Linked DNA regions of Homo sapiens: region 1 is linked to region 2. The links are chromatin loops, found by intact Hi-C in ENCODE. Cell type or tissue: gastrocnemius medialis. All regions are shown on one strand. Each heading gives the region's core, and the rest is flanking DNA. Links, peaks and the distances in the headings are about the cores only. Region 1 holds the start of SLC25A18 (solute carrier family 25 member 18). Region 2 overlaps MICAL3 (microtubule associated monooxygenase, calponin and LIM domain containing 3).

Region 1 (15,280 bases), core at 3,307-11,306, 220 kb before region 2:
GAGAAAATAACCATCCAGACGGGCTATTTGGGGGCTGATCTTTACCCTGGAATCTTCCTGGAAGGTGAACGGCCTATGTCATGCAGTTGTTATGCAAGAGGTATCATGGGACCTTTCCTTCTGGGCGCTCATGGAGCCGCGGCAGAGCCCTGGGTGACCCAGCAGCAGCTGCCTGCTGTGTGGCTGCCTTCACTGTCCTCCCCCACAACTGCTGTTGATTTCTCTGCATTGACCCTGCAGATGTTTCCCTGGCCTCGTGGTGTTCCTTTGGACTTTTAAGGGACCTCTGTGCATCTATTTTAGTCCCCTTTCTGCTAGCAATGCTCACTCCCCTAGTTTCCTTAAGCAGTTTTATAAAAAACCTTCAGTGAAAAATACTAGCCAAGAAGGCGAAGGCATCTGGAAAATCCCCAGATTTGGCTATTGTGTGCTGCAATGCCAGCCCCCTTCTACAGCCATGACATGCATATCAATGCAGGTGCCCTTGAGACTCCTGCAGGTTCGAGAAAGCATGACATGCTCCCAGAATCCTGGATTTGGACTTCATTCTGGACAGCATATGACAAGGACGAGGACCCCTATTCTAGCCAGTTAAAGCTGGACAGAATTTTTAAAAGCAATGAAGCCAGTTCCTTGGATATATCCACGGGCTTTGCTTTGAGAAGGAACTGAGTAGGCAGTGAGAAGAGTCGAGTGAAGCCTGGCCCGTGAGTGCCTCAACAACTGAGATGAACGTCGACTCGCTTGCAGGCAAGTTGTCAGTAAGTATTTATTAAATACCCACCGTGAGCCTTGTACTTTGCCTAGTTACTAAGAAACCAAAAGGGGGAAAAATAGCCTCATCTGCTCAGAGTTCATAATAAACCTGTATTGTGAATACAGAATACAGAAAAACTGGACTCTAGTGAGGTGCTAGAAAGAGTGTACTGCTTAGCTGAGATAGCAGATGAAGGAAAAATATTTTTGGTTCCTCCCTGCCATGCAATCGTACCGGGAGGGTGGAGTGTTGGTGTTCTCAGCCCATTTAATTTGGATGGAGCTGCGGGCTCATCAGTTTGGGGACTGGCTTCATCGCTTGTTCTGTCCAGCAGTCGCGTCTTCTCGGACTCCTTGTTCCAGCTTGAATTCCTCTTTTGCCCTGGCTCCACTCTAAGACGAAGACTGTGTAATTCAGAAAATGCAGCGCAAGTAATTATGTCCAGTGTGATGCTAAACATTTCCCAAAGGCAGCGTAGATCTGCAGAAACTGCAGCTTGGGAGAAGTGATGGTGTTCCTCTCCCCACCACCTCAGCCTGCCCTGATCATTCTCACTCACATGATCTATTGTGATGTTCTCACAATGTAGCCTGGCCATCATCTGGGAACTTGCTGGAAATGCAGATTTTGGCATCCCGCCTAAGACCTTAAACTGAAGAAGGGCCTAGCTCTCTCTTGTAACTAGCAACAGATGCAACCTGCATGGTTCTGATGCAAACTGACCTGGAAGAATGGCCCTGGCATTTACATTTTGGTCCTTAGATGCAGGTAATCTGAGCTGAACATCTTCAAACCTGAGGCATAGCATAGAAAAAAGAATACAAACAGTTTATATAAAGTAAAAAAAATTTTTAGAAAGGACTTAAGTTGGCTGGGGCGCGGTGGCTCACACCTGTAATCCCAGCACTTTGGGAGGCCAAGGCGGGCGGATCACGAGGTCAAGAGATGGAGACCATCCTGGCTAACGTGAAACCCCATCTATACTAAAAATACAAAAAATTAGCCAGGCGTGGTAGCAGGTGTGGTAGTCCCAGCTACTCGGGAGGCTGAGGCAGGAAACTCACTTGAACCTGGGAGATGGACGTTGTAGTGAGCCAAGATTGAGCCAGTGCACTCCAGCCTGGGGGACAGAGCAAGACTCTGTCTCCAAAAAAAAAAAATCAGGCCCAGGCAACATAATGAGGCCCCACCTCTACAAAAAAATAATTGTTTTAATTAGCCAGGTTGATGGTGTGCACCTGTGATCCCAGCTACTCAGGAGGGTGAGGTGGGTGGATCGCTTGAGCCCAGGAGCCCTCCCTCGGGATGCTCTTATTTCTGCCTGCAGCCTCATTTGTCACTCTGTGCAGACTCATTCTGTTTTTGTTTTGTTTTGTTTTGTTTTGTTTTTGAGACAGTCTTGCTCTGTCACCCAGGCTGGAGTACAGTGGCACAATCTCGGTTCACTGTAAACTCCGCCCCCCCGGGTTCACGCCATTCTCCTGCCTCAGCCTCCCGAGTAGCTGGGACTACAGGTGCCTGCCACTATACCCAGCTAATTTTTTGTATTTTTTAGTAGAGACGGGGTTTTGCCATGTTGGCCAGGATGGTCTCGATCTCCTGACCTCGTGATCCACCCACCTCGGGCTCCCAAAGTGCTGGGATTACAGGCGTGAGCCACCACGCCCTGCCAAATTTTCTATTTTTTAATAGAGATAGGGTCTTGCCAAGTTGAAGTGCAGTGGTATGATCATAGCTCACTGCAGCCTCCAACCCCAGGGCTCAAATGATCCTCCTTCCTCGACCTCCCAAGTAGCTAGAACTACAGACACACACCGCAGCGCCTGGCTAATTTTTTGTTTGGGGTTTTTTTGAGTAATTTTTTAAAAAAATTTTTGGACAGGTGTGTTGGCTCACGCCTGTAATACCAGCACTTTGGGAGGCCGAGGCAGGCAGATCACCTGAGGTGGGGAGTTCAAGACCAGCCTGACAAACATGGAGAAACCCCGTCTCTACTAAAAACACAAAATTAGCCGGGCATGATGGGGCATGCCTGTAATCCCAGCTTCTCCGGAGGCTGAGGCAGGAGAATCACTTGAACCCAGGAGGTAGAGGTTTCAGTGAGCCGAGATCGTGCCATTGCACTCCAGCCTGGGCAACAAGAGTGAAGCTCCGTCTCAAAAAATAAAGAGATGGGGTCTTGGATGTTTCCCAGGCTGGTCTCAAACTCCCAGGCTCTAGTGATCCTCCCACCTCAGCCTCCCAAAGCACAAGGATTACAGGCGTGAGCCACCGCACCTGGCCTCTGTGTTTACTTTTTTGAGGACCTGCCATACTGTCTTCCACCATGGCTGCCGTGTTTTACATTCTCACCAGCAAGGGTTCCAATTCTCTACATCCGCACCAATGCCGATCTCTATTTTTTTGAACCATGCTTGTGGGTGTGACACGGCACTGCACCGCTGTTTCTGGTGCCTGCTGTCACCCCCTCATCTGCAACTGCTACTTTAAGCTCATGTCAGCTGCCAAACTTCTCTTCCCTCCCCGTCTCCTTACCTACCCCCTGCTTCTAACACTCTCAGTGGGGGGATAATGTATCTTCCTCCTGCTGATGCGTGTTTCAAATCTGATACCTGCCTCTGGCGTGTTTAATCACCCACCAAGCCCTGTATAATCTTCACAGAAACCATTCACATCTCTTCCCTCCTGTGAGCAGGCTGTCATTTTCTTTTTTTTTTTTCCAACTGGAGCCTCGCTCTTGTTGCCCAAGCTGGAGTGCAATGGCGCAATCTCGGCTCACTACAACCTCCGCCTCACGGGTTCAAGCGGTTCTCCCGCTTAAGCCTTCCAAATAGCTGGGATTACAGGCATGTGCCACCATGCCCAGTTAATTTTGTATTTTTAGTAGAGACGGGGTTTCTCCACGTTGGTCAGGCTGGTCTCGAACTCCCAACCTCAGGTGATCCGCCCACCTCAGCCTCCCAAAGTGCTGGGATTACAGGCCCGAGCCACCGTGCCTGGCCCAGCCTGTCATTTTCTCTTTTGCCTAGCTTACTGTGTAATCTCCCTGACTTGTCCAAACCACTTGGCACTGCCAGAGACCTGAACTGTCCCGTCGGGTCCCTACTCCATAGCATCCTCTATCAGCTTTCCATTGCCCACCAGAAAAGGTGGGAAGAAAATTAGCATGGGCCGGCCGTGATGGCTCACACCTGTAATCTCAGCACTTTGATAGGCTGAGGCAGGCAGATGGCTTGAGGTCAGGAGTTGTACACCTGCCTAGGGCAACATGGCAAAACCGCGTCTCTACAAAGAAATAACAAAAATTAGCCAGGCATAGTGGCATGCCTGTAATCGCAGCTACTTGGGAGGCTGAGGTGAGAGGATGGCTTGAGCTCAGAAGGTCAAGGCTGCAGTGAGCCATGATCACGACACTGCGCTCCAGCCTGGGCGACAGAGCAAGACACTGTCTCAAAAATAATGTATATTTTACAAAGAATTAGCATGTGAATACCTTTTATGTGCCAGGCACTGTACTAAGTGCACTACATCTAGATATGAGTCCCATCTCATAGATGAACAGGCAACACAGACAACTTAAGTAACTTGTTTAAGGTCACACAGCTAGTAAGCAGTAAACTAAGATTCAAACTGTTTCAAAAGCAATCCTATTTTCAAGTCCACTCTACAGCCTCATTTCAGATTAATTACAATCCTGTTACATGGATGTCCCATTCCCCTTTTATGAAAAAAGCACTAAAGTAGCTTCCCTAAAGTGTATTACTTCATAATTTAGGAGCTGGAATCTGAACGTGCATCTGACTTCAAAGTATCCAGTGCTGATTCTTCACCTCTCCCAGATCCTTCGCCTGGCAGCAGGGCCCTGTTTCATCTAGACCCAACGTGGTTTAACAGCCTTTTGCCCCAAATTAGACAATTTGCCAGTGGATCTCCATTTTACCTCTCTATCCTTGCTTTTATAATTCCATCAACATCTTTGCCTTTCCTCCAACCCAAAATCAATTGCCACTTTCTTCCTGAAACCTTTCCATGTCTCCAAAACTCCAAGAAACCTTCCTTAACTCAAGCAGCATTGAGTTCACAACTCACTTGTAGGAATGCTTGTTCCTTGGTGCCGTAAAGAAATAGCACTTGAATATAAATTTAATTTTTTTAGTAAGGCCATTTTTATACTTTCTGCAGAAAGGGTACACTTGCTAGCAGTTTTGTCACGAGAGTATACTGAACAAAGGAGACAGGGTCGTTTATAACCTGATGGGTCTACTTTATTGCTGTCTGGTTTTTTTGGCTGGAATGGGACTTTATATTTTGTATTTGTTTTGATTGGCTAGTAACTTACAACTTTTTAAAAGAGGCAAAGGCAGAGGAGAATAGGCCAGGTGCGATGGCTCACACCTATAATCCCAGCACTTTGGGAGGCTGAGGCGGGCGGATCACGAGGTCAGGAGATCAAGACCATCCTGGCTAACATGGTGAAACCCCGTCTCTACTAAAAAAATACAAAAAAGTTAGCCGGGTGTGGTGGTGGGCACCTGTAGTCCCAGCTACTCGGGAGGCTGAGGCAGGAGAATGGCGTGAACGTGGGAGGCTGAGCTTGCAGTGAGCCGAGATGGCACCACTGCCCTCCAGCCTGGGTGACAGAGCAAGACTCCATCTCAAAAAAAAAAAAAAAGGCAGATGAGAATAAAGGAAGGAGGAAGGAACTTGTGGAATATCGAGAAAGGTAAAAACACCTTTAAATAAGGAAGAGGAACAGGCTATGACCTAATGTTTGTTTGGACCAGTATAAGTATGGCAGGGCAAATATTGAGGCTAAACTGTGGGAGCCGAGAATATAAAGTACATCTTTTTTTTTTTTTTTTTTTTTTTTTTGAGACAGTCTCACTCTGTCACCCAGGCTGGAGTGCAGTGGTGCGATCTCGGCTCACTGCAAGCTCTGCGTCCCGGATTCACGCCATTCTCCTGCCTCAGCCTCCCGAGTAGCTGGGACTACACGCGCCTGCCACCACGCCTGACTAATTTTTTGTATTTTTAGTAGAAACAGGGTTTCACCGTGTTAGCCAGGATGGTCTCAGTCTCCTGACCTTGTGATCCACCTGCTTCGGCCTCCCAAAGTTCTGGGATTACAGGCGTGAGCAACCGTGCCCGGCCTGTATAAAGTACATTGATTTTTTTTATTATGGCTGGTAGATATTTAAGAATGTTAGCACAGGTCTTTGAATAAATTTTGCTTTTAAGAGAAATTACTACTTATTTTTAATTAGATGGGGAGGAAAGTCTTTTAAGAGGAACCTCTTCTTTACTTTTTTTTTTTTTGAGATGGAGTCGCCCAGCCTGTAGCCAGGCTGGAGGGCAGTGGCGCGATCCCAGGTCACTGCAAGCTCCGCCTCCTGGGTTCACGCCATTCTCCTGCCTCCGCATCCCGAGTAGCTGGGACTACAGGCGCCCGCCACCACGCCCAGCTAATTTTTTGTATTTTTAGTAGACACGGGGTTTTACCATGTTAGCCAGGATGGTCTCCATCTCCCGACCTCGTGATCCGCCCGCCTCGGCCTCCCAAAGTGCTGGGATTACAGGCGTGAGCCACCGCGCCCAGCCCTCTTCTTTGCTTTTTACACTTGTAACATTCTTAAGCATTGAGAATGTGCCAAAACTACATTGCAGCCCTCCTGCAGCTGAGCACGTGATAGCCCCCAACAAATACATGCAAAGTGAAAGGAAAATGTGTTCCTGCAGGGAGGATGCCTCCCAGGATCATTGAAATAGCCGGTTATCAGCAGTAAGAAAAGTGCATGAGACTGAGAAGCAGAGATTTGCTTCTGGCACCAAATGTCTTGCAAAAGTGTTTGCGTTGCATTGATTTTCAGTGTTTGTCCTCCTCCCTGGCTTCCAGGTCTCTGAGTGGGCGGTGAATCTCCCCTCACCCCCAAGCTGCCTTGTTAAAATCTTTTCCCAGCCTGGACTTTTTGTCCGAGTCATACTAGCCACCAAGTAAACAGCAACCTACTTGCCACCTGGGGAGGTGCAGCGTGGCTTGACTGGATAGTAGCCTCTTTGGGTTTTGCTTCAAACCCAACCTATTTGAAGGTGCAGTGTGCGGTGAGAGTCTGGAACCCTGCAGTGGTGATGAGGGGGAGGCAGAGGGAGGGAAACTGACCACAGAAGGGAAAACCAGTCCAAGCTGGCTGACACTGAAAGCCACCTCTCCCTGCAGCTCAGCAGCGATCTGAACTATATCCTGGGTTCCAGAAAAGGCAGAGGTTCTTACCGAAAGCAGGTAAGTGTCTTGTCTGTCTGCATCAAGCTCAGAGTTGGTAGGAAAAGACTCTTCTAGCAAATAAACCATTGGGGGAAAGGGGAAGAGCAGCCAGTGGGACAGGGACACTCATCCCATTTGTTGGATAGAGTCAGAAGGGGTGGGCACGAGGAAGTGGCCGCCCCTGACCATGGGGTATCCCAGGCAACATCCAAGCCAGGAAGCAAGTGATTTTCTTGGCAATAAGTCAAGAACTGGCTCCTGGCTACTAGTGTGAGGGGCTCATTCCTGGGAACACTCACCCTTGCTCTGCTAATAAGAGGAAGTAGGCGGGGACGTGGTCATCACCCTGAGGCCCCCAACCCAGCTCCTCACAGTGGGAATAAATGAGCACAGCTCTACAGTGGAGCCAGCAGTCTCGTGACAAGTCTGACAGCAAAGTCAGATGGGGAGTCATTGTGGCTTCTTGATTTGAGGATGCTTACTGGATGCCTCTGCGCCGTGGCCAGGATACTGCCCCAAGACTTTTTGTTGTTGTTGAGACAGTTTTACTCTGTCGCCCAGGCTGGAGTGCTGTGGCATGATGGCGGCTCACCGCAACCTCCGCCTCCTGGGTTCAAGCAATTCTCCTGCCTCAGCCTCCCGAGTAGCTGGGACTACAGGTGCATGCCACTATGCCTGGCTAATTTTTTTTTCTATTAGTAGAGATGGGGCTTCAGCATGTTGGCCAGGCTGGTCTCGAACTCCTAACCTCAGGTGATCTGCCCGCCTTGGCCTCCCAAAGTGCTAGGATTACAGGCGTGAGCCACCGTGCCCAGCCTCAAGACCGTCTTAACTCACAAATAACTGGTAATTTTCATGGGGAAGCAAGTCAGTGTCAATGTAATGCAGTAAGTGCTGCAACTGAATATTCAATGGGTTAACAGGAGAGGGCTCCTAGCCAAGAATGGGGTGACTCCAGAAAGGCATGTGGGAGGAGGTGACGTCTGAGCTGAAGCCCAAAGAACAGTTTGTAAATCACTGGGTTTGGATGCGGAAAGAGTGTCCTGGGTGAAGGGGACAGTATGTGCAAGACTCGGAAGCAAGACTGACGTGTTCCGAAAGCAAAAGTTGAAAGCAGGGGGTGAGGGAGAGGAAAACCAGGGCAGGTTGTGCGGGAGTGGGAGCCTGTCCCGAGAGCCGTGGGAAGGCAGCCCCCGCGCCCTTTCACCCACTTGGCCGTTTGGAAGGTGGATTTGAAGGCAACAAGGCTGAAGGCAAGGAGCTGAGTTAGGAGCCCTCAGGCATCCGGAGGGACAATCTGTGGTGATCTAGCAGTGGCTGCACAGAAGGGGAAGCCAGAGGAGTCAAGCCAAGGGAATGGGACGTTTTTAAACAGGAAGAACGAAAAGCTATGTGATCTGAGGAGCTTGGAAAACTCCAGCACGCTCCTCCCTGCAGCTCAGCAGCTAGTATCATTTCTCTAAATAGTGTGTCTTGTTCACAATATGACCCTCAGTTACAATGTATTAAGAATCACTTCTCCAGCCGGGGCGCAGTGGCTCAGGCCTGTAATTCCAGCACTTTGGGGAGCTGATGTGGGCAGATCACTTGAGGCTGACGAGTTCAAGACCAGCCTGGACAACAGGGTAAAAATGCACAAATTAGCCGGGCGTGATGGAGCACGCCTGTAATCCTAGCTACTTGGGAGGCTGAGGCAGAACTGTTTGAACCCAGAAGGCAGAGGTTGCAGTGAGCCAAGGTCACACCACCGCACTCCAGCCTGGGCAATGCAGTGAGACTGTCTCAAAAAGAAAAAAAAAAAAAAAAGTCTGGGCCCAAGGCAGACGGATCAGTTGAGGTGAGGAGTTTGAGACCACCCTGGCCAACATGGTGAAACCCCGTATTTACTAAAATACAAAAATTAGCCGGGCATGGTGGCTCGTGCCTGTAATCGCAGCTACTGGGAGGCTGAGGCAGGAGAATCGCTTGAACCTAGGAGGCGGAGGTTGCAGTGAACCGAGATCATGCCCCTGCACTCTAGCCTGGGCAACAGAGCAAGACTCCCGTCTCAGAAAAAAAAAACAAAAAACTTTGCCAGGTGTGGTGGTGCGTGCCTGTAATCCCAGCTACTCAGGAAGCTGAGGCAGGAGAATCACTGGAACCTGGGAGGCAGGGGTTGCAGCGAGCCGAGATCACGCCACTGCACTCCAGCCTGGGCAACAGAGTGAGACTCCATCTCAAAAAAAGGAGAATCGGCTGGGCACAGTGGCTCACCCCTGTAATCCCAGCACTTTGGGAGGCCAAGGTGGGCGGATCACCTGAGATCGGGAGTTCAAGACCAGCCTGACCAACATGGAGAAACCACATCTCTACTAAAAATACAGAAATATAGGTGGGCATGCTGGCGCATGCCTGTAATCTCAGCTACTCAGGAGGCTGAGGCAGGAGAATTGCTTGAACTCTGGAGGTGAAGGTTGCAGTGAGCCGAGATCGTGCCATTGCACTCCAGCCTGGGCAACAAGAGCAAAACTCCATCTCAAAAAAAAAAAAAAGAATCACTTTTCCACTGGGTGTGGTGTCTCACGCCTGTAATCCCAGCACTTTGAGTGGTTGAGGTGGGATTACTGTTTGAGCCCAGGCATTCATGACCAGCCTTAGCAACATGGCGAGACCCCATCTCTACAAATAAATTTTTTTTTTTTTTTTTTTTTTGAGACGGAGTCTCGCTTTGTCGCCCAGGCTGGAGTGCAGTGGCGCGATCTCGGCTCACTGCAAGCTCCGCCTCCCGGGTTCACACCATTCTCCTGCCTCAGCCTCCCGAGTAGCTGGGACTACAGGCGCCCGCCACCACGCCCGGCTAATTTTTTGTATTTTTAGTAGAGACGGGGTTTCACCGTGTTAGCCAGGATGGTCTCAATCTCCTGACCTCGTGATCCGCCCGCCTCGGCCTCCCGAAGTGCTGGGATTACAGGCATGAGCCATGGCGCCCAGCCCTCTACAAATAATTTTTTAAAAATTAACCGGGCGTGATGGTGCACACCTGTAGTCTCAACAACCCAGGAGGCTGAGGCGGGAGGATCCCTTGAGTCAAGGAAGTTGAGGCTGCAGTGAGCCAAGATCACGCCACTGCACTCTAGCCTGGGCAACAGAGTGAGACCTTTTACAGTTTTCTGTACCTTCTGGATTTTCTACTATTTTTTCTATTACTTTAAGCACTTTAAGAAAGGGAGCAGATGTTCATTAGTAACAAAAAGTCATGGATCATTCCTGTTAGCTCATTATTTTCTAGCAAAACAGACAGGGTGGGCCACAGGTTAGTTCTGGTGGTGGGATTCAGGCAGGGGTGGCCGGAGTAGCCTCTGAATGCTGCTGAGTGGTGAGATCAGTTGACAGTGCTGCACCTCCTCTCTGACTTCCTCCCCACTTCCCCCCAAAACCTGTCTGCTTCTGACTCTACACCAGAACCATCCTTAGCCACCTCCACGTTTGAAAAATAGAGTCTGGAGTGGTGAGGAGGTAGGACTCAGTATCTGGAAATACTCCTGGAAATGGGGCACCTGGGGGCTGGAGGACTAGCCCAAGGCCAGCCACGGCAGCATGGTGTCTACAGCTGAGGTGTTCTTTCTGTCAAGCCGGTGTGCCTGCTGGCTGACTTCCTTCCCACAGTGCTGAGGAGAGAGTTCCCGAAGCCCCACTGACCCCATCTCTCTCCTTCCCTGCAGGCAGCTTCGGTTCCTAACTTGCATCCTTCATTCCTCACCTCAGAGCTGAGACAGCTCCATGGTTCTCTGCGGTTCAGCCCTGGACAGTCACCAAGGCTCTCTACAAAGTTCTCTCCCAGTAACCCTTGTTCTCTACCCCTTCTCCCTAATCCCTCCCTCTCCACTTCATTGTTTTACTCTGAAGGGTCTCCTAATTGGCCTCTCACTGACTCCCCTCAACCCATTCTTCCAGAATAACTGTCCTCATACTACATTCAATGTGGTATTTTCCCCCTTAAAAGCATTCAGTGTGGCTCACGCCTGTAATCCCGACACTTCGGGAGGTGGAGGTGTGCGGATCAGCTGAGCTCAGGAGTTCAAGACCAGTCTGGGCAACATGGCAAAACCCATCTCTACAAAAATTTTTTTTAAAAAAATAGCCTGACATGGTGTCATACACCTATGGTCCCAACTCCTTGGGAGGCTGAGGTGGGAGGATCGCTTGAGCCTGGGAAGCAGAGGTTGCAGTGAGCTGAGATTGCGCCACGGCGCTCCACCCTGGGCAACAGAGCCAGATCTTGTCCCCTGAAAAAAAGAAGTATTCAGTGTTTTGTTACTGCCTACAGGATCACATTTAAAAATTCACTTTTCATGTTGTGAAAATGCCAATCAAAAAGAAAACAAAAAAATTCCCTTTTAGGAGGGCACATGCTGTCTCTAGCCACCCAGGCTCCCCACGTGTGGCCTAACCTGCCTTTGCAGCCTCCTTCCCACAGTTCTGTTCCCTGAACCCTCTGCTCACACCAAGCCCACATCCAGGGTCTGCACGCCCCACCTTCTGCTTTTAAATGCTTCCTTATTCTTTTTTTTTTTTATTTTTTTTTTTGAGATGGAGTCTTGCTCTGTCGCCCAGGCTAGAGTGCAATGGCGTCGTTTCGGCTCACTGCAATCACCACCTCCCGGGTTCAAGCGATTCTCCTGCGTCAGCCTCCCGAGCAGTTGGGATTACAGGCACGTGCCATCACGTCTCGCCTGACTGATTTTTGTGTTTTTAGTAGAGACGGAGTTTCACTATGTTGGCCAGGCTGGTCTCGAACTCCTGACCTCCTGATCCACCCACCCTCGGCCTCCCAGAATGCTGGTATCACAGGCGTGAGCCACTGTGCCTGGCCAATGTTCCCTTTATTATTATTATTATTATTATTTATATATGTATTTTTTGAGATGGAGTCTCGCTCTGTCGCCCAGGCTAGAGTGCAGTGGTGCGATCTCAACTCACTGCAACCTCCGCCTCCCAGGTTCAAGCGATTCTCCTGCCTCAGCCTTCTGAGTACCTGGGATTACAGACATGCATCACCACGCCCAGCTAATTGTTACATTTTTAGTAGAGACCGGGTTTCACCACATTGGCCAGGCTAGTCTCAAACTCGTGACCTCAGGTGATCCACCTGCCTCGGCCTCCCACAGTGCTGGGATTACAGGTGTGAGCCACTGTGCCCCGTGCTCTCTTATTCTTTAAGTCCCACTTCTCCAAGCCAGCCCTTAGTGACTCTGCACACCTCTGAGCCTTTCAGCACGCACTGTCTAAGCCGCTCAGTTGCCATTAAATGGAATGTGAGGGTTTTAAAAATGTATTTATTAAGCACTCTTTGGTTACCAAGTTACAGAACTCTACTATCTTAAGACAATAAGTCACCTCATTAGAAGCATAGTGGGAGACCCTTTTTGTGGTCAAGGTCAGGAATAAAGTGGATCGCTGTGCAGTAATAAGGCAGAAGTCTCTCCCGCCTTGCATCATCTCTGCGGGTCTGCTTTATTTATCTCTGTTTCCTCAATCATGTGACAAGTTTGCTGATGGGCCCCAAGTTTTATCTGTTACAGGTAAAATGCCCCTAAAAGAGGCTGCATACACTTTAAAAATTCCTATGGAAGGGGTTGAATCATTCAGCTTAAGTCAGGTCTCCATCCTTACACAGTGAACAGTAGCCAGGGGATGGAGTTCCAGGGACGTGGCAGTTCCCAGTGCAACTAACCCGGAATAGCAAGGGGGAAAGGGCAAGTCCTAGAATGGGGTATGCTCACCCACTGCATTCCACCTTTTGACACTAAGAACATGCAAACATGCTATTTCCCGTGTATCAAATTTCTTCTTCTCAATATGATTCAGTTATCACATGTAAATTGTGAATGCACTTGTCTTCCCAGTGCACAGTGACACAATGTCATGGCCAGATGCTGCATCCCAAGGCGGTGACAGGGAGCCTCTGTCTTCCAGCTGGCTGCTTTTCTAGTCCTTTCCCACTTTGTTTCCAAAGAGTTCCAGATGTGTTTTCTCATTGTTCTGCATCCCAGCACTTAGATGATCTTTTCTACCCCAATACCCCCTACACCCTCTAAATTCCTTCAGAAAAGAAGGTAGAGGAGGCCGGGCATGGTGGCTCATGCCTGTAATCCCAGCACTTTGGGAGGCTGAGGCGGGCAGATCAGGAGGTGAGGAGATGGAGACCATCTTGGCCAACATGGTGAAACCCCATCTCTACTAAAAATACAAAAATTAGCCATTCGTGGTGGTGTGAGCCTGTAGTCCCAGCTACTCAGGAGGCTGAGGCAGGAGAATAGCTTGAACCCAGGAGGCGGAGGTTACACAGTGAGCCAAGATCGCACCACTGCACTCCAGCCTGGACGACAGAGTGAGACTCCGTCTCAAAAAAAAAAAGAAAAAAAAAAGAAGTCTATTCCCATCAGTGCCGGAACCAGTAGGAATTCAATTCTGTGGAGGGCAAGGCCTTGCTTTGTTCCCCAGCTGTGTCCCTGCTGCTTAGAACTGCAAATGGCATACAGTAATCACTCAACAAATATCTGTAGCGTGACTAACACTTAGGCTTGTGGGTTGCCTTGGGGGGCAGTTATCGGCCCTGGTGCCAGGTTTGGGGTTTTCATGGTGCTATGACTCCTTTCATACCTTGCCTGGCTAATGGTTTCGCCTTTGTTGCCTGTTACTAATGCATTTACTGCTGCCAGGAATCTTGTCAAGTCATAGGCTTTGATTAGCATAGGCCTGCGAAAGGGAACTTCCGGGGCTGGAACTGCAGCAGCTTGGTACAGCCTCAGGGTAGGGAGGCTCACCCTCCAGCCAAGTGCTCTCCGTGGGTGGAAACATTATCACATCTGTTAGCTATGCTATGGAGTGGCCCTGGGATTAGGGTGTCCCTAATTTCTCTGGCATCTGTTAAATACCCCTATTCCAGTAGCCCAGGCTGGAGTGCAGTGGCGTGATCTTGGCTCACTGCAACCTCCGCCTCCTGGGTTCAAGCGATTCTCCTGCCTCAGCCTCCCAGGTAGCTGGGATTATAGGTGCCCATCACCGCACCTGGCTAATTTTTTTGGGGTGGGGGACAGAGTCTCACTGTGTCACCCAGGCTGGAGTGCAGTGGCACCATCTCGGCTCACTGCAAGCTCCGCCTCCCGGGTTCACGCCATTCTCCTACCTCAGACTCCCAAGTAGCTGGGACGACAGGCGCCCACCACCACACCCGGCCAATTTTTTGTATTTTTAGTAGAGACGGGGTTTCACCATGTTAGCCAGGATGGTCTCGATCTCCTGGCCCTGTGATCCGCCCGCCTCAGCCTCCCAAAGTGCTGGGATTATAGGCGTGAGCCTCCAAGCCCAGCTAATTTTTTGTATTTTTAGTAGAGATGGGGTTTCTCCATGTTGGTCAGGCTGTTCTCAAACTCCTGACGTCAGGTGATCCGCCCGCCTCAGCCTCCCAAAGTGCTGAGATTATAGGTGTGAGCCACCGCACCCGGCCCACAGTTTCTAAAGTAGTAATTTAGTTCTAGAAACAGCAGGGAATATGATTATAAGAGCAGTCACAATGTTCTCAATTATTGGACTCCCTGGCTTCAGACAGAAACAGTTGTGTCCTGTCTATTTTTTTTTTTTTTTTTTTGAGATGGAGGCTCGCTGTGTCACCCAGGCTGGAGTGCAGTGGTGCGATCTCGGCTCCCTGCAAGTTCTGCCTCCCAGGTTCATGCCATTCTCCTGCCTCAGCCTCCTGAGTAGCTGGGACTACATGCGCACACCACCATTCCCCGCTAATTTTTGTGTTTTTAGTAGAGATGGAGTTTCACTATGTTGGCCAGGCTGGTCTCGAACTCCTGACCTTGTGATCCTCCCGCCACCATGCCCAGCCAATTTTTATATTTTTAGTAGAGACGGGGTTTCACCATGTTGCCCAGACTGGTCTCGAACTCCTGACCTCAGGTGATCTGCCGTCCTCAGCCTTCCAAAGTGTTGGGATTACAGGCATGAGCCACTGCGCCCTGCTTCTTTTTTTTTTTTTCTTCTTTGGGGGGCATAGGGTTTCGCTCTGTTGCCCAGGCTGGAGTGTAGTGGTGTGATCTTGACTCACTGCAACCTCCACCTCCTGGCCTCAAATAATCCTCCCATCTCAGCCTCCTGAGTAGCTGGGCCACCATGGCCAGCTAATTTTTTGTATTTTTGTAAAGACGGGGTTTCACTATGTTGCCCAGGCTGGTCTTGAACTCCTGGGCTCAGGCGATCCACCCGCCTCAGCCTCCCAA
Region 2 (13,473 bases), core at 5,110-13,109:
CAAGTAATCCTCCCACCTCGGCCTCCCAAAGTGCTGGGGTTACAGGCATGAACCACTGCACCCGACCTGAATGATGTTTTTGGCAATGAAAATGAAACACAAAATCCAGCAAGGTTTGACGGGGAAGGCGAGCTGGCGACCACATAGTCACAGTCGGCCTTTGCTTCCGCTTTATGCTGCAGTTTCTCACTGTCACTTCCTGCCACCGGGCTCGTCTTCCTGTGAAAATTCAGCCCCTCTTCCTCAGTTACCCCTTTGCAACAGAACGAGGCCGGCATTTTCTAAAGCGTCCTTGAGGAGTCCAGTTCCTAAAAGATTATTTCAGAGTCCACTGTTGTGGGCTGACTTGAATGCTCTCAAAATTCGTAAGTTGAAGCCCTGACCCCCAGGACCTCAGAACGTGACTGTGCTTGGACACAGGGACTTTCCAGAGGTGATTAAGGTGAAGTGAGGTCACTGGATGGCCCTCCTCCTATCTGACTGGTGTCCTGATGGGGACGCGGACACCCACACAGGAACGGACCCGGGGAGAACAACACATCGTCTCTGCGCCAGGGAGAGAGGCGTCCGGGGAACCCAGCCGTGCCCACGCATTTATCTCCGCCTTCCGGCTCAGAATTGTGAGGAAACCCGCTTCTGTTGTGCAAGTCCCGGGTCTGTGGTGCTCGGCCATGGCGCCCCCAGAACTGCATCCCCACCTTCTGCTCTGAGCCACCCATCCCCTCTGGAAGGGCTGAGCTTCTCTCCCTTTCCACCTTCTGTTCTGAGCCACCCGTCCCCTCCAGAAGGGCTGAGCTTCTCTCTCTTTCACTGCCTATGCTCTGGGAAACTTTCAGAATCCCCAGGCTGTTTCTGGAATAGTCTGGGATGGTCATTTTCGGTCCTCACAGAACCGGGGGTTTGGAAAGTAGGTGAAGCCATATGGGTTGCAGAGAATCTGGCCCAGCCCCTCACTAGTCCCTGTGCTTGTTAGTTATTCTTTAATTACTTGGATATCAACTCTGATTTAAAACATCAATTTAACATACAGATAATGCTGGGACTGCAGCTTCGCCAGGTGGCCTTCCTCTCCCGGTCTCGGGAGGCGTCACCCCCATCTTGTCCCCCCAAGATCAAGCGAAAAGGGCAAAGTTATCTTTTTTTTTTGCAAAATTCAAACCTTTCCCTCCTTCCCAGGTCTGGGTCACTTGCGACCCTCCTCTCAGGCTGCTTCTGACAGGCCCAAGTCACAGCCAACTTCAGGGGAGCTGTGTTGGATCCCTCCAAACTCCGGGAATGATGTGACCTCCCCGGCGCTCACCCTGGGCCTCTAGGTTAGACTCAGCCCAGACCCTGGCTCACAGGGAAGCAGAGCCCATGGCTGGCCTCCACCCGCTCAGACGCCCGCACACAGGCCAGGGGAGGGCTTGGGGGCAGCTCTGGGAGGGTCCCTGTTTGCGCTGTGGGTGTCCAAGGCTGGGTGTGCAGAGCTGAGGTTGCCACACACCTGAGGGACTCTCGCATAAGGATGGCGCAGGGCTGGAAGCTGGACTGAGACAGTGAATGAGACAGCGCTGCCGGCTCTCTCCGCGCCGTGGACTGGCTCCTAGGCAGTCTCACGAGCAAGTGTGCTGTTGCTCGTGCACGTGTGTTTTAACTGAGATGTGAGCTGGCGCGTTTTCTCCACCCGGCTCCATCTGCTGGGTCCCTCCACATTGCTGCGCGTGTGCCTCCAGTGCCATGGGGTCCCCACTGTGGGCAGCCCTGCATTTTGCCCAACTGCCTCCCAAACCATGGAACCCCAGTGACCTCCAACTTGCCGCCATGACGAGCCACTCTCATTCATATCCTCAAACACGGTGCTCTGAGCCCGAATGAGGGTTTCTTTAGAGAGATATCTGGGGACCAAACTGTAGGGACAGAGCTCCCGTCTAAGGTGGGCCTGTGGTGAGGTCTCCCCAGTGGTACACTTTAATCCCACAGCAGGGCTTGCAGGCCGCCCTGCTCCATCCCCACCAACACTGGGCAGGATCTAGCCTCCAAACCTTTGCCAGTCTAATAGTATAAAATGATAGCTCGGTGCTATTTTGGTTTTGCATTTCCATGGTGAACAATGAGTTTGAGAGTTTTTGTTCAAAAGTCCTTTGGGAGTTCGAGACCAGACTGGGCCACCAGGAGTTCAAGACCAGCCCGGGCAATTCAGTGAGATGTTCATCTCTACAAAAAATAAGAAAGATAAAAAATTAGCCAGGCATGTTTGTGTGTGCCTGTGGTCCCAGCTCCTCAGGAGGCTGAGGTGGGAGGATGGCTTGACCCCGGGAGGTGGAGGCTGCAGTGAGTTGTGATCGTGTCAGTGCACGGCTAGCCTGGGCAACAGAGTGAGACCCCGTTTCTAAAATAAAAATAAAAAACAAAAGAGAAAAGTCCTTTGGGTTTCGTCTTGGTATTACTCAGCAGAGGACAGAGGTGTCAGTTTCCATCCTCCGGCAAGCAGATGCTGAGACAAAGCTCGGTGGGAGGTGACACCCAAGAGGAAGGGGCGGGATTGGACAGGGACAGCCTTCAGATCACAATGGGGATCGGACCCCTGGGAGGGGAGAGAGGGAGGAAGAGAACTGGTCGGCTGTGAAGCAGATCTGATAGGGCCCTGCTGCGACACCAACAGCAGCTCAGGGCCAAGGATGCTGTTGCAGGAACAAGGGACAGACCCCCCATACCACTGGCTCAGTGCCTGGAGCACGTGGCCTCTGTGGCTGCAGCCCGAGGCTGTCGGCTGAGGCACTCCACACACCTGGAGAGCACGTTCTCTGTGGAAGGAGACTGCAGCATTCCCACGGCTCCAGAGCAGTAGTGGCGGCACCTGGAGAAAGAAGTCCACCACCTTCCTGATGGCGGACTCTTTCTGCAGGCTCGCTGCAGTAACAGACTGGGAGCTCCGGACCTGGCGTATTGCTAGCTCAGTCTGACGGGGTCCCGGCTTTCCTCTGAGGTTCTCCTCCCAAGAGTGCCGAGATTGATGCTGTCCCATCCAGCGTCTCCGCGGTCACCAGCTCTTCACATCCCTGGGTGAAGATGGGGAGACAGTGCGCGTAGCTTACTCCCGAGTGACTTGGGATAGAAGCCACGGCACAGAACTCTACAAGGGACACTGGTGCACTGAAGAGCAGGGTGCGGTTCTGACCAGAAGCATCTGTGCATCTGGAGGGCAGAGGGTGCGTGGGCACGGGGGTCTGGGCAGGCCTCCCAGGGCAGAGGTCAAGAGGAGGGCGGGAGGCCTCTAGCTTGGTGGTTAAGAGCTCAGCCTTCAGAGTTTGTTTTCTCAGCTCTATCCTTGACGAGCTTCGTGAGCTGTAACTGGCCAGGGGCTGCCCCCAGAAAAGCTGGCCTCCAGCTCCCCGCATCCTGAGGCCCCAGATCAAGTTTCTTGGGCCCCAATTTCCTGTCATCAAAGAGATGATAGTACATTCCTCAGAGGCGGGCTGTGAATACATGAAACGCAAGGTCTTAGGCACCCAGCATGCGCTCAGGAAGCGTGGCTTGTGATTACCCGGCAGTGCGGTGGGAGGCTCCTAGCAGCTGTGTGTGCTGTGAGTGGGGTGGCTGGGGTCCCTGTGGGAGGTGCTTCAGAGTGGGGGCTGGATGGCGGCTCCCGAGGGGCATGGGGAGAAAGACAGGAGCAGAGGGGCTGCCACGCACTGCCCTTTTCCCCTTCCACCCCAGTCCCCTTCTCAGTGCACCCTTGGAACTTCACCCCCTCCCTGCCAGCTGCCCCCACCGCCTTCCCCTGTCCTGAAGCCCCTGTCCCTACCATCCGCCCCAGACACTTCCATGCTCTTCTTGAGGGTGGGCTGTCTCCAGGTGCCGCTCATTCCCCGGCCGGGCTGCTGTGCTCTCACTGAAGCTCAGGTGCTCTCAGAAGCAGAAGGAATGAGGGGTGGAGGGGCCAGTGTCCTCCTGGCCTGAGGACAGGGCTGGGGAGGCAGGGGCAGAGGTGGCCTGTCCCCTGCTGGCCAGGGCTGACACGCGGTAATGGCTATTACCAAGTGGGCCATTTCTCCCTCCTGCCCCTCCAGGCATCTCATCCCCCCACACTGCAGGAGGTGAGGTCTGCACAAGGCCTCTGCTCCCCTGGGAATAAGCCCATGCGTTCCATGGTGCCTCCTAAGCCCCTGAACTGGAGCCCACCCCAGTACTGGCGGGGGCCTGATTGCTGGAGTGAAGGCTTCCTCCTTCCTGGCCACCCCATTCCCCTCATCTCTGGGACAGAAACCGACAATAAACGCCTGCCCGAGACCTGGGTTGGAAAAACAGAGTGAACACACACCATCACATGGCAGGAGGCCAGGTGCACAGAGCCCTCCCTGCAGTTAGTTCCCCAGGAACTGGGGCTGCAGGGATGGCCCAGAGCTCTCAGCCAACATCAAAGGGCCACAGCACCGGGGCTGGTGGCTCCTGGCCAAGTCAGCACCGACCACAGAGCTCCCCTCTCTGCCTAGACCCAGGGCTCTGCCCTGACAGCCTAGAGAAGGGCCTGGCTGGTGGTGCCTGGCTGGGTGGCTCCCTGCCTAGGAGGTGCTTTCCCCAAGCGCTGGGCCTTGAAGGGCCGGTGGGTTGTGAGGGCAAGAGTCTTGCTAGAGGAGAGGGGAGAGATGGCGAGATGCAGGACCAGAGCCTGGGGGGGTGAAAATCATGTTCACCCCCATGGTGAAATCACGGCCATGGTGAAGACCAGTCCCACCCACTGAGCGGAGGCAAGTAGACCCCAGGAATTCCCCAGCCCCGCTGCTGGGTGGGTGTGACCCTGCAGAAGCTCTGGGAGGCTGGCATGACTCAGCTGTTGCAGAAAGACCAGTCTGGGGTTTCCCATATTGCTTCAAGCAGCCTTTTCCCTGGGACTGCTCTATCTAATGCCAACAACCCTCAGCTGCTAGTGAGCCCTCGCCACCAACTTTCAGAGGGCTAACTCCTAAGGCCCAAGGGCTGGAAAACTCCAAGCACAGCCCTCCCAGAGTCTGGCTGTGGCTCAGAATGGGTGCTGGGGCAGGGCGAGCAGGATTTCCCAGAGGGAGCTGGGCCCTCTGGCGTCCGCCCCAGGGCTGGCCCAGCCCAGGGACCCCCATGATATCCTTCCTCTCACCCTGCCCTTTCTGAAGTGAACTCTTTGGATATTGGCCAAATCACACCCAGCAGAGGGAAGGGAGTGGAGGTCCCGGTGTGGGGGTCCCGGCGTGGGGTGGCTGTGCCCAGCTGGAATGTTTTGCATGGTGATTTGTTAGAGGGATATTGAGCAGAGGGCAAACCACCACTGTGTCTAGCATTCTGCTCAAAGGTGCAGAAACCAAGACTGCCACGTGCAGAGTGAACGGCCCAGGCTGTGGCCCCCCGGGGAGGGGCTGAGTCTCAGCACTGCAGCCTTATGCTGTGCGCAGTTCAGACCTGCGATAGGCGAGAGGCCAGCAGACACACGCCTCGCCTTACGTGACGTTTCTGCCATCTTCATTCCTGTGTTCGCTTCTGTACCAAATCTCCCCCACACACGATCTGACCCCGTGGCATCCTTCCTTTCCTACAAACTGCACTGAGACCCAGGTGTCATCGTGAAGTTCATGCCAGCCAGAGGAGCCACTGTGGCGTTTCCGGCCATAGGCCTGGGCAGGAGCCGCTCCCAGGCGTGCCGTGGGCAGGGCCGGGTCAGCCTTCAGGGAAGAGATGCCTGTATGGGACCAACTCAGGCAGCCACAGAGGGATGGCCCAGCACCCCACAAAACCCAAAGTGCTCAGCGTCTAGGATCTGTTTACGGGGCAGAGAAGTGGATGTTCTTTTCCTGGTTCAAAGGTAGAAACAGGCTTGGAGAGCCGCACCCGGCATCAGCCAGCCAGGCAGACGCCTGGTCTAGCGCTTGGTTCTCACAGGCATGTGGCCTCCAGTAAAAGATCTTCCTGGAGAGAGGGATGAAGGCTCTTGGGATCATCTTTAGAGGTGCTGATGGAGAAGCGGGGGGGGGGGGCCTTCAGGTGGGTGTGTATCCCTTTATCTAGAATGCTTGGGACCAGAGGTGTTTCAATTTTTCAGATTTTGGAATCTTTGCCGACATGATGCTCAAAGGAAATCCTGCATTAGGGAGTCTTAGCCTGTATCTCCGCTGGCGTGGAGGAAAAGGACAGGAAAGTTTTGAATGGCGGATCCACCCAGGGGACTTCCCTGGATGGGGCGCTGCCACCCCTGGGCCCTGTGTGGGAAAGCTTCAGTACTACACGGTGCCACCGGCTCCCAGCCCCAGCTGAGCTCACCGTCCAGCTCTCAAAGCCAAGGGCAATTCTTTGGCACCTGAAAATGCATCTAAAACTATGACGTTTATAGCTGCCTTAGCCCTACTTAATCTCTATTTCTCTACACCAAATCTCTCTACTGCATGTGCTTACGCCTACGTGCTCTGCTGCCATGGTGCCTTGCCAAGAGCGTGGCTGTGCTTTAGTTCTCCCCGGGGCCTTGGAGGACTCTCCAGGGAGGAGGAAAGGATGGTGCTAGGGGGAGGAGGCTGGGGGTGGACCTTGTTCTGATGCCCCTTGTCTCATGCACGAAGTTCTTCACCCTCCTCCAAACCTTGACCTGGTGGGAGCAGAGACTACCCCCTCCCTGGGGCCAGGGATAGGATGCTCATGCCTGGGAAGGCCAGCAAGCCTTCCCCGCTTACTCAAGGCTCTGCAGGGTTCTGGGGGCCGGTGCTGTCTTTGGTGCCATCCGATTGCTTCTGCTTGTGGGCCTCACCCTAGGGCTGTTCACCAAAGTCCTTCTTATCACAATCCTGGCTTGAAATAAGTGGGTTTCCAATTTTTTATCCCTGATCTTGCCTGGATCTTGATTCTGAGACTCCTCCCATCCCACCCTCTCCAACAGCAGAGACCCCTCCCATTAGCTGCACGCGATTGCTCCGAGATAACAAAGCATTGGCAGATGCTGGTGGAGCAGGCCTGCCCTTGACGTGGGCAAGAAGCTTGGGGAAAAAGACAATTTCCTGCTTGTCTTTTCTTGTCAAAATACATGGCCACACCAGGGGAAGGACAGGAAGAATTCTCTTACCAGCCAGCAGCGGCAACTTAGCAGCTACAGACACAGAGCGCAGGGGACGGGCGGGAATGACTGGCCATGGAGGAGCCGAGAGAGTCGGGACCTGCAGGAGCTGCCTGCTGAGGCGGTCTGGCTGGGCAGGTGGTCCCTGTGCTGGGGCCTCCGGGTGGAAGGCATCCCAGCCCCCCGAGGGAACAAGTTTGGTCCGAGATACATTTTTGAAAGGTATTTAATTCTCTAAAAACATTTTTAAAAGAAGTGAGACCCACTGGGGAAAGGGAGCTGCTGGCTGCCAGGTGCCTCTCTCTCCTTTTCTCCCGAGAAAGACCTGGCAGCCACTCTGCCGGGGAGACAACCGGGGGCTAGAGGGGCAGGCCCTGGGCCGGGCGCAGTGGCTCACGCCTGTAATCCCAGCACTCTGGGAGGCTGAGGTGGGCGGATCACCTGAGGTCGGGAGTTCGAGATCAGCCTGACCAACATGGAGAAACCGCATCTCTACTAAAAATACAAAATTAGCCGGGCATGGTGGCGTGTGCCTGTAATCCCAGCTACTCAGGAGGCTGAGGCAGGAGAATCACTTGAACTTGGGAGGCGGAGGTTGTGGTGAGCCGAGATCGCGCCATTGCACTCCAGCCTGGGCAACAAGAGCAAAACTCTGTCTCAAAAAAAAAAAAAAGAAAAAAGAAAAAAGAAAAGAAAGGCAGGCCCTGGACACTCATGGGGGCTGACCACTGAGAGGCTCCTCTCGCCTGCTGGGCCGGGTGCCTGTGGGTTGAGCAGCCCCTCAACGCTGACACTCCAGCACCCATCTGGACAAATCCCTCATCCTTGACGATGGCCTTGTGAAGACCCAGGGACCCGTGGCCTGTCCCTGGAGCTGCTGCTGGGACACCAGCTCTGACCTGCTGCCTGGGTGGAGGGGTGGCTGGGGCAATGGGGCCGGCTGAACCCTCTGGGAACACGGACTCCACGGGGGCCCAGCAAGTTCGTGAAACAGGGAGGCTGGCCTCGAGCTGCAGGGGGCTGCCTCCCGAGTCCTCCTAGGGTTCTCCCATCAGGAGGCATCTGTGCATCTACACGGGGCCCGACTCCGGAACCTCCAGCCTTCCCACGTGCTCCCCCATCCTAAGTTGGTCAGCAGTCCCAAGTCGGTGGGAGGAATGCGAGGCGCCGGCCGGGTGAGTGCTGTGACCAGGCTGACGTCGGGGGAAGAGACAGGAACACATCCCGCCAGGACACCGAGCTGGTGCTCACCTAACTTGTGCTCCCTGCCGCCCTCTTGTGGGTGGGCAGACACCAGCAGCTTCAGTCAGTCTCGTGTCACACAGCTGCGCGAGGTAGCTCCACACGCACCTACGCGTCTGGAGGATGCTATCCCTGGCTACTTTGGGGACCACTCAATACTGGCAGCCTCACCACGGTTCAGGTGTTGACTGTCCAGGGAGGCCCTCAGCCCCATCCACCTAGTCCTGAGCCACCCCACCCTGGCCCCACCCTGGGCCCCACGGCTGGAAACAGCCTGCTCCAGTACTGGATGTGCACTCTGTGGCTCGGACGCCGCGGGGGCATGAAAAGGGGCTGTGTGTGCAGCACAGGGACTGTCTTCCTCCTCCGTCCTGGCAGTAGGTGGCTTCTCTGGCAGTGTGGCTGTGGCACATGTGGCCTACCCACAGCAACTGGACTCCTCTGCCTTCCCCGGCAAAGCCCCCGCTGCAGGAAGACCTTGGGGCAGGGGGCACACGAAGAGGCTGCTGAAAAAGCTCCTGGTGAAGCTGAGCAGCCACAGGCTGTTGGGAGGGCCACGGGCCTGGTCTCATAGGCTCCTGTGCTGTGTGCGGCAGGAGGCTCCGGCCCCCGGCCAGTGTTTGGGTGGTATGGCCTCACCCTCCTCACTGGGCATCACTGGGGAGGTCATCCGAGCAGGGGACACGAAGAGGGGAGGGTCTAGCACGTGGGCCAGTGTGGCCAGCTTATAAAATGGAATAAAATGGCATGTCTTGTCCCTTCATTTTTGGCTGATTCTTAAGATGGGACTATGTGAGGATTCAGGGTTCAGGAGGGACTTTGGAGCTGTTAAAGATGTGGTGGTTCATGAAAGAAGAGCTTCTTGTTTTTTGTTTTAAAATAGTTTTTAAAATTTAAAAATGATAGAGCCTATACTTTTTTTTTTTTTTTTTTGACAGAGTCTCACTGTCACCCAGGGTGCAGTGGCACAATCTTGGCTCACTGCAACCTCCACCTCCCAGGTTCAAGCAATTCTCTTGCCTCAGGCTCTCCAGTGTGCCACCACACCCAGCTAATTTTTGTATTTTTAGTAGAGACGTGGTTTCGCCATATTGGCCAGGCTGGTCTTGAACTCCTGACCTCAGGTGACCCTCATGCCTCGGTCTCCAGAAGTGCTGGGATTACAGGCGTGCGCCACGGCGTGTGGCCTTTTTGTGTGCTTCTGACAGTGGCTCTGGCCTGGCCCAGCAGCCTTCCTTTCTGGTGTCCTCCCTAAAGCAATACTTATCATTTCCTGCCACCTGAGGTGGCTGTGAACTGCAGCCCAAGGCTGCCTGGTGCAGCTCTGACAAGCAAGCCCTTCTGAGGAACAAGAGCCTGGGGGTCAGGTGACTACCAAGCCCCATTTCCTTTCCCAACAGGCAAGTGACCCAGCTCTCCTTGTACGGGATGTCCTCTAGGGCCACAGGATATGCACTTTGAGCTGCTCATCCATTTTTGTCCTCTGTTCTACCTGACACGCCCACATTTGTCCCAGCCAGGCCTTTCTTTGTTCTGGAATAGCTGGGAACGCAGCTGGAAGGACTGGGAGCCAGCTTCCACTGAGTGGCTTCTAGCTGCCTGTAGGCGGTGTGGCTCACGTGCACAGAGCTGCTGCGGTCTTTCCCTCCCTGCATGGCGCCCCTGGATGGTCACAGGGTCAGCCGTGCTCCCAACAATGCAACACACCGAGGGAGGGGTTAGAGAGACAGCTGGGGCGTGCCTCGGAGGCTTCTTAGAACAAAGAAAGAGGAGCTGGCCAGGACTGTTCCCTGTAATCTCCTGGGGACAATTTTCAGGCTAACGAGCAGTGACCCTACGCACTGAATGACCTCGAGATCGTTGAAACATCTGAAAGGTTTAGGCGTGGGTGCTGCAGACCCCATGCCATGGACTCCCGGGTCAGCTGTGCTGCAGGACAGAGCCAGGCAGGGCTGGAAGGAGGGCTGCCAGGACCACAGCATCACCCTGACTCAGAGTATCTCCAATTCAAAGAGCACACTTCCCTTCCAGAAGCTACTGGGGCTTCGTCTGAAGAGTGGCTGCTTCTCAAACTTGGCTGCCTAAGACATTTACTCAAGTGACAGCAGTTGTGGCTGAGCCAGGATATTATGGAGGACTAAAAAAAAGCACGAACTTAAAAAAAACCATGTATTCTTTAAACCGTCTTGCACGCACCCAGGCACGAGCTAGATGCGTCATACCTTGCACCTACACCATCCACCTGAAAAATACAGTAAAATGACTTAAGAAACACACTATTTATTTGAAAAACTTTTATTTTGCATAAAACAGACCCATTCCCTTTGTGGGTCAGATGTTACCACCTTTAAAAAAATGTTTTTTAACTCTCCTTTCTGTCCCACTGAAAAATTTATTTTGAAAGGGTTAAGAAGAGTCTATCATTGCTGGTCAAAATCGGCCTGAGGATGGCCGCCAGGGACAGAGGCCTGAAGGCATCATCTGGGCAGGCCTGGAAGCCCACGGGGTGCAGCATCCTCAAGCCCAGGGGCGGGAGCGCCTCCGGCCTGCCCTCCAGGGAAGCTGCATGTGGACCTCCACGGTATTCAGCCTCCAGTTTAGTCAGCCTTGAGTCTGGGCTGCTCCCGCACCTGGTGTTTTATGCGTGTGATATATGTGTATCCATCCTGCTTCCCTGCCTTCAAGGGAAGACTTAACTCTCCGAGAGAAAACCTGCCTGGAGCTGCGCACATTCTCACAGCTTGAGAACGCTTGACGCAGGAAGTCACCAGAGTACTCAAGTCAACCGCAAACTAGTGGTTACAAAATGGGAGCTTTAAAAAAAGTGCTCTACTAGAACTGGGTGTCCTCACAGTCGGGAGCAGAAGGCTGGGGCGCAGGCCTGCGGCTCTGCGGCGCCTCTCTGCAAAGGCTCGGGTCCACCTTCCAGACTGCAGGCTGCCGTGTGTGCTGTGGAGGATGCCACAGTGTTAAGGCTGACCAGGACCAGAAGGTGACACTGGGCTCTCCTGCTACGTCTGGCCACTTACAGCAGATCCCTAGGCCACACTCCTTCCAAGCCACTTTGCAAACTGTTTCCCTGTTGTGGGGCCAGCAGGAGCTACAAGGGCCGAAGGCGGCTCTGCCGGGGCTGGACCGGTTTTGTGGCATTCGAGGAGAGGTCTGGGAAAGGCCACGCAGGCAGTGAAGGTCTTTTCCCACGTCCAATTTTATGGGACGACTGGGGTTTGAAGATGGAATCTAGAAACCCTCCTCTCCCCTTTTTTAAGTAAAGAGAAAAGAAAAGGAGACCTTTGCCTCACGTGAGAACAGGTGGAGAATCAGCGCTGTGGCGGCCACTAGCGGCGTTATCTCCCGGATGTGCATGGGAGAGAGATGGCAGCTTCTGGACAGACAAGGATGACACAGGTTCTTTGCTCCTTTGCAGCTGGGATGAATGTTCAAGTTGAAGCACAGTGTGGTTCCCATGGAAAGCCCAAGGTCAGCACAGCCACTCAGCCTGCTCCACTGCGGGACGCCTTGGAGGGGCCAGGCCTCTGCTCCCAGCTGGCCCCAGCCCACGGAGGCGGCAGGCGGCTGGAGCGCCCCTGGCAGGCGGGTCTGGTCCGGATGGCTCCTCGCTGGGCTATGTGCTGACTGCTTTGATGGACAAGCACCCCACCCCGATTAGCTCAGTGGCTTGATGAGCTGTACACAGCCAGGCTGGTGCGGAACCGTGAGAAAGGAACAGTTTGGCTATAGGAGCTAGTGATTCGGGGCTCGCCCTTTATGTCCCCATGAAGATCCGGCACAAGGCAGGTGCCCGTCGCCTTCGGAAGGAAGGGCGGGAGTCGCTGATCTGCTTGAGAGGCACCAGCCTGCATCCCAGCATCCACTGCAGCACTCGCGTTTCCGTCTGGGTGAATCTTAGGCTGGGAGGAGGGAATTCTCACCAGCCACATGATTCCAGGGTCCCACCTTGCACCCTCTTGGCCTGTGTGGATGAGGGCCCATCCTGAAACCTTCTTTAACATATGTGCGGAGGAAGGTGATGCCCTGGCCCCCAAACTGAGACAAGGGCGAGTTCTGCAGAGCCGGAATTCTCACTGGGAGGGTGAGAGTGGCAGCTCTGCTGTTGGCCTGGCCCAAAACAGAACGGAAATGCACCCTCATCACATGAGTGGTCCAGATGGTCTAGCGCCAGGGTGAGGCAGGCACCGGGTGGAGGAGGGGACAGAAAGCTGTGAGGAGGACCCACACAGGGGTTCTGGGCAGCTCCCTGATGCCAGCCAGGCCAGTGATACGAAGAGAAAGGCTAATAAATAGATGCACGTGAGGAGCACCGGGCAGCCCCGGACCAGGTCGCGTAGGACGCACCAGATGCCGCTGTGGCTCCCGCACCCGGGCGCAGGTGATCAGTTCCTCTAGTAAAGATACACAAACGAAGTTACTTCTTTTCAAGTATTAAAAAATAAGTTAATTGACAAAAAGGGTTTGAAGCGGCTGAGCGTCTTGCCAGGTTGTCAGCTTCATTTCAACGTGCAAACACAGGAAAAACACGGAGGAAAAGGTCATCTCCTGTCCCGACATAAATGTGGAACAGGGACAATGCCTGTCTGCCAACTGGGGGCTTAGAATGTAGGGCCTCATCCTGTCCCCCAAAGTCAGCATTTTCCAGTGTCAAAATGGTTGTGAACTACAAGCAAAATGCAGCAACCCACAAGCCTCAGGCCACAGCCAGCAAGCGGCCCAGGCATTTGGCCACTTAGGGTCCAGTGTGTGGTGTTCGGCTGGAGGGCAGACCCCTCCTGCGTCCTCCTAATTTGCATAATAATTCAGGAGCCTGCCCGCACCTCCATGTCTCCTGTGATGCTGGGGTGGGCATGACTGGACGCCCCCATCCTGGGTCTCGATCGCACCCTGACCCCTGACCCTGCTTTCGTGGGGTATTGTTTACGTTTCTTTGGTGGTGCTCCAGGGAGCATGAAGAAGACAGTGCCCCTCGCACGGCGCACTGTGGTTCTGACGGGGAGCAGCTTCCCTCTCTTACCAAATGTGCCAGTGGAAAAAAGGGGCACAGCCAGCACATCCTCAGGGAGCGCGCGGGGTGGTCCCCTGCGTCATGCCATACACGCCGTGCTGCTCCTCTGAGTGGGAGGTCCAGGTGGGCCTCCTCCCAGGAGGTGGAGCCGTCTCAGATA

Evidence for each region. Hi-C counts contacts between places; a loop is a spot of excess contacts. Peaks named below come from ENCODE experiments on the same cell type or tissue, not always from the same donor. Only the 100,000 strongest peaks of a DNase experiment are listed, where the experiment ranks them.
Region 1: it touches region 2 in a loop (7-fold over the local background); 5 of 110 quality-filtered maps call a loop at or near these places.

Annotation. Positions count from the first base shown.
Region 1 is chr22:17,562,953-17,578,232 of GRCh38, forward strand. It overlaps SLC25A18 (solute carrier family 25 member 18), which reads left to right and starts at 546. Exons shown (of 11, transcript NM_031481.3): 1 at 546-761; 2 at 6,972-7,034. LOC105372850 (a long non-coding RNA gene) reads right to left here and starts at 7,126. Exons shown (of 3, transcript XR_001755420.2): 1 at 7,026-7,126; 2 at 1,317-1,551; 3 at 745-1,161. RefSeq lists a silencer at 317-611 and enhancers at 5,717-6,468, 6,469-7,219. In gastrocnemius medialis, for the core only: no CTCF peak of the experiment used is centred there; DNase peaks (open chromatin) are centred at 3,559, 7,363 and 8,069; H3K4me3 peaks cover 2,168 bases; H3K27ac peaks cover 6,829 bases.
Region 2 is chr22:17,777,077-17,790,549 of GRCh38, forward strand. MICAL3 (microtubule associated monooxygenase, calponin and LIM domain containing 3) reads right to left here. Exons shown (of 32, transcript NM_015241.3): 32 at 10,573-13,473. It overlaps LINC00528 (long intergenic non-protein coding RNA 528), which reads left to right and starts at 214. Exons shown (of 1, transcript NR_103718.1): 1 at 214-2,405. RefSeq lists enhancers at 249-728, 4,104-5,117, 7,835-11,016, 8,177-8,286, 9,537-9,586 and 3 more and a silencer at 11,445-11,657. In gastrocnemius medialis, for the core only: CTCF peaks have their summits at 8,339 (motif pointing left), 8,547 and 9,890; DNase peaks (open chromatin) are centred at 8,325, 8,748, 9,855 and 10,235; H3K27ac peaks cover 4,241 bases.